3 separate regions of the Mus musculus genome follow, and all the other regions are linked to region 3. Evidence: chromatin loops called from intact Hi-C (ENCODE). Cell type or tissue: left cerebral cortex. All regions are shown on one strand. Region 1 overlaps Hspa2 (heat shock protein 2). Region 2 holds the start of Sptb (spectrin beta, erythrocytic). Region 3 overlaps Sptb (spectrin beta, erythrocytic).

Region 1 (2,500 bases), 190 kb before region 3:
TTTGGTTTCTTTTAAATGTCCTTGTGCCAAGTAAGATCTATTATTGGAAGTCTTTAGCCTGGTGCATACATATGAAAGGAAAGGTGCAACAACTTAGTTTAGTTATAAAAGGTTAGTTCTAAAAGTTTGATTTGGGGGAAAAATGAGGTTTCTCTTTAATGCATTTAGAGCGATTGCTGATTTAAGCTCTTTTTGTTGTTGTTAAGCTTACGTATGTACATGGAGATTTGCTTGAAAGTAGAACCCTGATGCTCGCACACCTGACCTGTGGAAGCTTGGTTACACTAAGACACAGGAAAGCTTGAATTGTTTATTTTTATGTACTATGAGATGAAAGTAAGCACTGCAGTGATATTAAAGACAGGTATATTCTGTAAACACATAAATGCACATTTAAAGTAAAGCTGAAATTGATCTCAAAATTGCTGTCTGGCGTTTTCAATTTTTTCATCCTATGTTTTCCTCGAGTTGATCTCTTAAGAAGTTAGTATGCTGTGCAATGCATCTAATCCAGTTTTCTCTACCTCTCAGATGAAGCTCCTGCCACAAATCACCAACAATTTAAGGGGGTGAAGAATCTTGATAACCCTTTAATATTCAGAAACCTGATGGGGTCTCTTCACGTGACTCTAACCTCCTAAGCCCTGGTTCAAGTTTAAAGTGTTCAAGTTTAAAACAACAGCAACAAAGCTACCCGAGTGTTACAGGGCAGTACAGGCTGGATCCCAGAGACCTGTACAAAATAGCTTTTCTCCAGAGTAACAAAAATGACAGCATCTTTTCTCAGTAGCCAAAGGGTTATAGAAAGTGTGCTTTGTGGCATACAGGTTCCTGAAACAAGAGCCAGCAGGCAAGTTTAAGAGTGATGTAATATTGAGTCCCAGTCTGGTCAAGTTTGTTTTCATTTCCTATAAAACAGCTCAACTGTCTGAGCTTCTGGCAAACTCTGGAAGAACCTGACTGGGAGCTGTAATTACTTGGGAAGTGGCTCCTTTTCTCCTTTGAAGATCTTAGAGCTTGTACAATACCTGTCTCAAATCACTGTTACAGTTCTTTTTTAAAATCACATTTATTTGGGAGTGGACTAGTTATGTGAGTGGTTCCCTACACCGTGTGCCCCCAGGATCGAACTCAGATTTTTTGGTTGGTAGCAAGTGCCTTTACCTGCTGAGCCATTTGTTTTTTAGGTTTTTGTTTTTGGTTTGGTTTGGTTTTTTATTTGTTGGTGTGGTTTATTTTGGTTTGGTTTGGTTTTTTGAGACAGGGTTTCTATGTAGTCCTGACTATCGTAGAACTTGCTCTGTAGACCAGGTTGTTGGCCCTTGAATTCGGAGCCTGCCTCTGCCTCCTGAGTGCTGAGTGATTAAAGGTAAAGGTGTGTGTCACCCTCACCCAGCTTGGTTTTTTGGTTTTTGGGGTTTTTTTTTGTTTGTTTGTTTTTGTTTTTGTTTTGTTTTTTTAAGATTTATTATATGTAAGTACACTGTAGCTGTCTTCAGACACACCACAAGAGGGCATCAGATCTCATTAAGGATAGTTGTGAGCCATCATGTGGTTGCTGGGATTTGAACTCACAACCTCAGAAGACCAGTCTTAACCAGTGAGCCATCTTTCTAGCCCCCTTGTTTTTGTTTTTAATGGAATTGCATTTTAAAATTCATGTAAGAGGAATTCAGGGGAAATTTAGTAGTTCATTTGAAAATGAATAGTTTTAATAGCTCATAGACATTTTAATACCTTCCTAACATAAGATTTTGCTTCATTATTTTTAAAATACTAGTGAGTTTTAGAAGCTATATTTCCAAGTTATTGTGGATCCTTCTCTGTTAGTAACAGATTTAGTTTTAGAAAAATAGTATGCGTTAATTTAAAAATTAGGAAGCAAGGGTTATTGGGTTTGGAAAGGATTGTCACCTTATAGTTGACGTTTCTTTTAACAAGCCTCATTTAGATGGGGAAGAAAGATAAATGGACAATTGTAAAATTGCTTCAGAATACTTACATTTTCAAAGACGATACTTTGGAAATGTGAAGGCAGACTAATCTATGCTGGTATAACACCAGTGGAAGCTTCCAGCAGTGAGCATTTAAGGATGTAGTGAAACAAGACGACACAGGCCATTGCATAAACATCTGGTGAAGTACTTTGCTACTAATAGATTTAGAATGCTTTTGTTTGAGAGTGTATGAAGTAGCCCAGGCTAGCCTCCAGCTCCTGATGTTTGAGAGTGTATGAAGTAGCCCAGGCTAGCCTCCAGCTCCTGATGCTTGAGAGTGTATGAAGTAGCTCAGGCTAGCCTCCAGCTCCTGATGCTTGAGAGTGTATGAAGTAGCCCAGGCTAGCCTCCAGCTCCTGATGTTTGAGAGTGTATGAAGTAGCCCAGGCTAGCCTCCAGCTCCTGGTGCTTCCATCTCCCAAATGCTGCCAGCACAACTTTATACCCAACACCCCTGGCCTAAAGTGACTTTGGAAGATGGGAGGGAGCAGTGGGGGTGGGGG
Region 2 (2,500 bases), 110 kb after region 3:
AAAGCAATGACCAGAGCAAAAAGCGGTATCCCAGCTCTCCCCTGGGCAAGTCACTGGGGAGAACTCAACATGCCTGCGCAGCAAGGCCCAGCCTGAATGCCTGGGAGTTTTTGGGTGCTTTCAATTCCTTGAGTGGACTCTATGTCTTCAGAGAACTCAAGATTAACTGGACTGGCTCATCCCCAGCCACTACCACTGGGCCACTGATAAAGGGAGGTGCACCAGCAAAAGGGTCCCTCTCCTTTCAACTGTGCTTTACTCAACACTGGAATGTGATAACACTTTGTATAAACGATTGGCCTCATCTGGAGATTGGTGGGCTCTTCTCTGTTCTAAGTTTACTGTTCCTTTTGTTAGCTAGTCCCCAAGCCTCTGTGGGTGCTGGGCATTCAGTACATAGTGAACAAACAGTCTACACTTGTAAGAGTTTCCCATAACATTCTGGAAATCAGGGCTCATTGGAAAAGCATATGAAGTCTGATCCTGGAATAGGAGATGACTACCCTGGGTCGTAGTCATAGAGCAGTGAAAAGAGAATTCTAGATTAAAATTCTGAGCGATCCGTGACGCTAAGGATAGCCTAAGAGAACAGCTTAAATGTGCCTCGATTTTTTTTTCTTCCCTGAAGGCTCCTCTCATTCAGGAGCTATCTGAATCACCTCCCTTGGAAACTGAACTATATACATCCATTGCACAGGCAGGGGTTTTGTGTGGCTGCCTCCTAGCGTGGAGGTGACAGCCGTATCCTCTCCCCACTGAAGTTCTTAGTAAAAAAGAGACCATCACTATATAATCCCATCCCACCCTGCCGGATGCATCTAAAACAATGGCTTCTTTCCATATCCCTTCAGTGAGTTAAGGGTGTTATTAACTGTAGCACCTCTAATTGCTCACTGAAAACAGTGGTTTGGATATTAATAGACTATAAATCAAGGCCCTACCTAAGGCTTGTTGTCACGGAAACTGTACTCAAGCCTCGTAGCTATTTCCCCTTTGGGAAGTCTGGGTAAGTTGGTGGGACTTGAGGATTGTGTTAGAGCTCTTGTTTCTTCCATTTTCTGCTATTTCTCCGGGGCCAAGTTGCTGGAACTGGCACGAAGGGTAACCGTAGAGTGGGCAGTAGCTTGGAGATAAGGAACTCAAAGGGAAAAGGTGGGGGTCCTTGAAGTATAGTCCTGGGACACTTGATCTCTCCCTTCTCAGTCTACACTGGGCCACTCTGCACGTCCTGCCTGACATCCTGAGGCCCGGCCCCCTCTGCTGCCCTGAACTGTCCTCCCAGCCTTGGCACTGGGCAGCCCTGGAGCGCGCTAGCCAAGTTCCAGAAGAGGATCCGACACGCCCGGGGGTTTGAGAAACCAGGCAGCAGGAGGCACAGACGCGGACAGTCCTTAGACCGACGACAGGCAGCCCCCCCCCCCAACTTTGCTCCCAGGCGAGGGTCCTGGGGGAGGCGGCCAAGAGCACAAACCCCCCAAACCCACTCCCCGTGCCCCACGGCGACACTCTACTAGCTGGCTTCCCAAAGCTAGCGCCCTGCTCGCCCAGCGCCTGCGAAACCCACGCGGGTTCCCGCGTCCCGGGGTGACGACTGCCGCAGCCGCCAGGGCCTCCTGGGCTCCTCACCCCTCCCGCCCCGTGCTAGGCACCCGGGGCCAGGCCCCCACCGGGCTGTCGCGTCACCCGCCCCCTGGGCCCCGCACTCCCCGGCGCTGGCTCCGGGGCACCCAGCTCCCTCCCGTCGCGCGGCCCTCGGGGACTCACCTGCGCTGGGGCTGAAGCGGCGGCTACCCCGAGCCCGGGGGCGGCGGCGCAGGGGGAGGAGGGCAGCACGGGGCTCCTGGCACAGTGGCCGCCGGGCGCCTGGTGCAGCGGAGCCGCGGACCCGCCCAGAGATATAAATAACATTATCTGAGGAGGGACATTCCTGCCGGGGGACATCGCTGCTGCCGGGACCAGATAGTCCCGCGGCGGGGGCGGGGAGGCGGGGCTGCAGCCTCCCGCAGCGCCAGGCCCGCCTTCCCCACCCACTCCTGCACCTGCCAATCAGACTGCGCGCCCGGGGGCACCTGCCTAGCCGCTAGCGCCGCCGCCGCTGGGACCTGGGACGCCAGGGTCCTCTCTCACCTCCCCTGATCCCGCACACACAGAGCCCCTTGCCACGGGAAGAGGACTCGACTCTGCTGCTCCGGCCTAATTTGTGTGCCCGGAGCCGCAAGCTGGCGGCGAAAAGGAGTCCTCCCAGCCTTTCCCGCCTAGCGTCCCTGCAGACTACGATCTGGTTTTGAAAAAACATCTAAAGACCCGTTTAGGCCATAGGGTGGGTGAGGAGGGCGCCCCGGCTGTAATGCCCCTCCGGAGATAGGCTGGAAGGGACAGATTGTTCCCGCGGGCGGGTTACGTTAGAAAGCGCGCTCCCGGCCGGCTACAACCGGCTGGTAGTAGGAGCAGACGCTGGGAGCACAGGGGGTGGGCACTGGGCCGAGGCCCCCGCCCCCAG
Region 3 (2,500 bases):
ACAGTAGCTTCCGGAATCTCAGAGTTAGGAGCAGATGGAAGGAAAATAGGAAAGCCATCCTCTCAGTCTCCCCCTTGGAAGGCTACGTCGCTGACTCGTGGGACTGTGGACTTTCTGTAACCTTACAAAAAGACCTTTATAAGGCAAGAGGCTTGGGGACGGGGAGAGGATTCCAAACCCACACAGGTTAACCAGAACCAAAGACCAGACCCCAGACATTCTGACTTCATCCCGAGTCTTGCTTCTTGTGATACCTTGTGTCTCTGGCTTGGCCTCACACTTACCTGTGGGAAGGGTCCGGCTTTTACCAGAATGCATTCTAACATGCAGAGGCGAGGGGCAGTAGTGGCAGTGCACAGTGATGGTTTGGCAGCTCAGTCATTGCATGTACACACACAGGAAAGGGAAGGCTGGATCAAGGCCCGCAGGGTGCCACCTATCCAGGCACTATCCAGGCAGGGCAAGGGGTACGTGGTGTTCCACTCCCATTCGTAACTCCAGCAGGAAGCGACATGCATTAGTAAGGGCTTTTACACGAAGCAATGTGGCATGTATCTAAACTACAGGACCCGACACCAGACTGCACAGATAGGACCAGCAGGAGAGCCATGGCACCCCAGGCCCATTCATGAGAAGGCACAGCATACAACTGAACCTTCCTGTGATGGGCCAGAGGTTAAGGGCAGTGAAGGGGGGCTGTAGTGAGCTGGGGAGGACCTCTCTGAAAGGAGGTTGGGCTTTCTGTCTGCATGGGCTCCATCCTCTTTCTCATATCAAAGATGATTTGGAGTTATGTCCTCCCTCCTGCATCTTTAAGGCTTGGGAAGGCGCTGCAGCAGGAAGAAGGCTGTCTCCAAGAAGCCCTGGGCCTGGTGTTCATTTGATTAGCCATCTGGTTGCTTTCTGGTACAGATATGGGTTGCATTTCCAATCTGGTGAGTGGCTGGTTCCTCAGCAGAGATTCCCCCACAGGGGCTCATTCCTCCCCCAGAGAAACACTCAGATTTAAGCAAATTTTATTCCTCCCAACCCAGTGATATTCAAGTGTCAGATGGAGGTGGCTCAGGTGCACATGTAGTTACATTTGCACAAACGTACACGTACACGACAGACAATGGTGTCGAGATGCTCAGGTGGTCATGAAGCCTGCACACCGGGGACACCACGGCATGCAGACACACAGGGATGCAGGGCAGAAGCGCGGGTGGAGGCAGGAGGCAGGAGGCAGGGGCAGGGGCAGGTCCAGCCCTGTTCACAGTCTGTAGCCCCAGGAGTTCTCTCTCCCTCTGGTGGGAGTGGGCTGAGGGATGGGGTCAGGGGAGTTGGTGCTGGGGAAAGGGAGCTGCAAGACAGTCTACCACAGGCGGGATGGGAACGGCAGCAGGATCTTCAGAGAGAGGTCTTCCAGCAGAGCCCAACAGTGCCCTCTGCTGAGCATGATGGGTCGGTGCAGCTCAGAAAAGGGCACCAAAGAAACTGAGGTGTGTGTGTGTGTGTGTGTGTGTGTGTGTGTGTGTGTGTGCGCAGGGATTCTGCACAGGAAGATATGTGCGTCTTTCTAGGGGTAGCTATTGTAGTAGAAATTCCCACCAAGGATGCTAATCTTTCTCAATCCCTACTCACGTTACACCACACTCATCTGGGCTCTGAGAGAGGGAGTACATGAAGTTATCTGTTGCTACTGATACCCAAAGCCACATGCCGCAGGGATCCATGCAGTGGTGCAAACCACATGCAGATTGCGTTCTTCTCAGCCGGCTACTCCCAGAGCATTTCCCCAATCTGAGTCGCAGCTGTCCAGGCTCCCTGAACAGACTCTCAGGGCCCAAGAGAACCTGCCCTGGGTACGGTCCTACGGCTGTACATCCCAGGCCTCTGGAAGCTACTGTTCCTTAAGCCCCTGTTCTACAAATTGGGGGCTTCCTTGCAGTACTAAAAGCCCTGATCTCCTTCCCACTTGCAGGACTCAAGCCTAACCCTGCCTTAGAACCATCTCCCTAGTCAAACTTTATGACCTATAGCCATAGAGGGATGGGCTCTGTCTGAAAAGAAATCTGCTAGATGGGTGGGCTATCTACCCCTCGCTGCATGAGATGTCTGTGGGTGGTTCAGCAGGATGAGGCAGTCTGTCGGTGTGTGTGTGTGTGTGTGTGTGTGTGTGTGTACATGTATGTGCCAGCATGTATGGAAGAGGACACTGTGCTAAGGACGGGGTTTGAAGGAAAATGGGAAAAGAGACCATGTATCCAATGGAATCAACTCTGAGTAAAGTGTTTCCCCTGTGCTGATGGTGACAGATTTTATCCCATAAAATTTATTAGACTAGAGAAAACCAAACTTGTAGAATCATGTTGGTGGGCTGGCTTCTGGGTTGGAAGGAGAGGAGTTATTTAAGAATTAAAATCTAAGTATAAAAGTAGACGGATCTGAAGGAGGCTCCTAGAGGGGACATGTGGGCAGGATGAGGGTGGGGACCAGGAAGCACACCCTGTCCTCGTCC

Evidence for each region. A loop is a pair of places that touch in the nucleus more often than their neighbours do. Peaks named below come from ENCODE experiments on the same cell type or tissue, not always from the same donor. Only the 100,000 strongest peaks of a DNase experiment are listed, where the experiment ranks them.
Region 1: a loop joins it to region 3, with 3 times the contacts of the local background. A loop is called at or near these places in 7 of 42 quality-filtered maps.
Region 2: a loop joins it to region 3, with 6 times the contacts of the local background. A loop is called at or near these places in 9 of 42 quality-filtered maps.

Annotation. Positions count from the first base shown.
Region 1 is chr12:76,406,517-76,409,016 of GRCm38, forward strand. It overlaps Hspa2 (heat shock protein 2), which reads left to right. Exons shown (of 2, transcript NM_001002012.1): 2 at 1-422. Among named protein-coding and RNA genes, the nearest start is that of Hspa2, 3.6 kb to the left of the region's middle. In left cerebral cortex, a CTCF peak has its summit at 1,511 (motif pointing right); no DNase peak of the experiment used is centred here; H3K4me3 peaks cover 898 bases.
Region 2 is chr12:76,708,171-76,710,670 of GRCm38, forward strand. Sptb (spectrin beta, erythrocytic) reads right to left here and starts at 2,377. Exons shown (of 36, transcript NM_013675.3): 1 at 1,765-2,377. In left cerebral cortex, a CTCF peak has its summit at 1,559; DNase peaks (open chromatin) are centred at 626, 1,335, 1,588, 2,024 and 1 more place; H3K4me3 peaks cover 1,916 bases; H3K27ac peaks cover 1,272 bases.
Region 3 is chr12:76,595,131-76,597,630 of GRCm38, forward strand. The region is part of intron 32 of Sptb (spectrin beta, erythrocytic); the gene reads right to left. Among named protein-coding and RNA genes, the nearest start is that of AI463170, 48 kb to the left of the region's middle. In left cerebral cortex, a CTCF peak has its summit at 1,420 (motif pointing left); DNase peaks (open chromatin) are centred at 904 and 1,420; H3K27ac peaks cover 1,078 bases.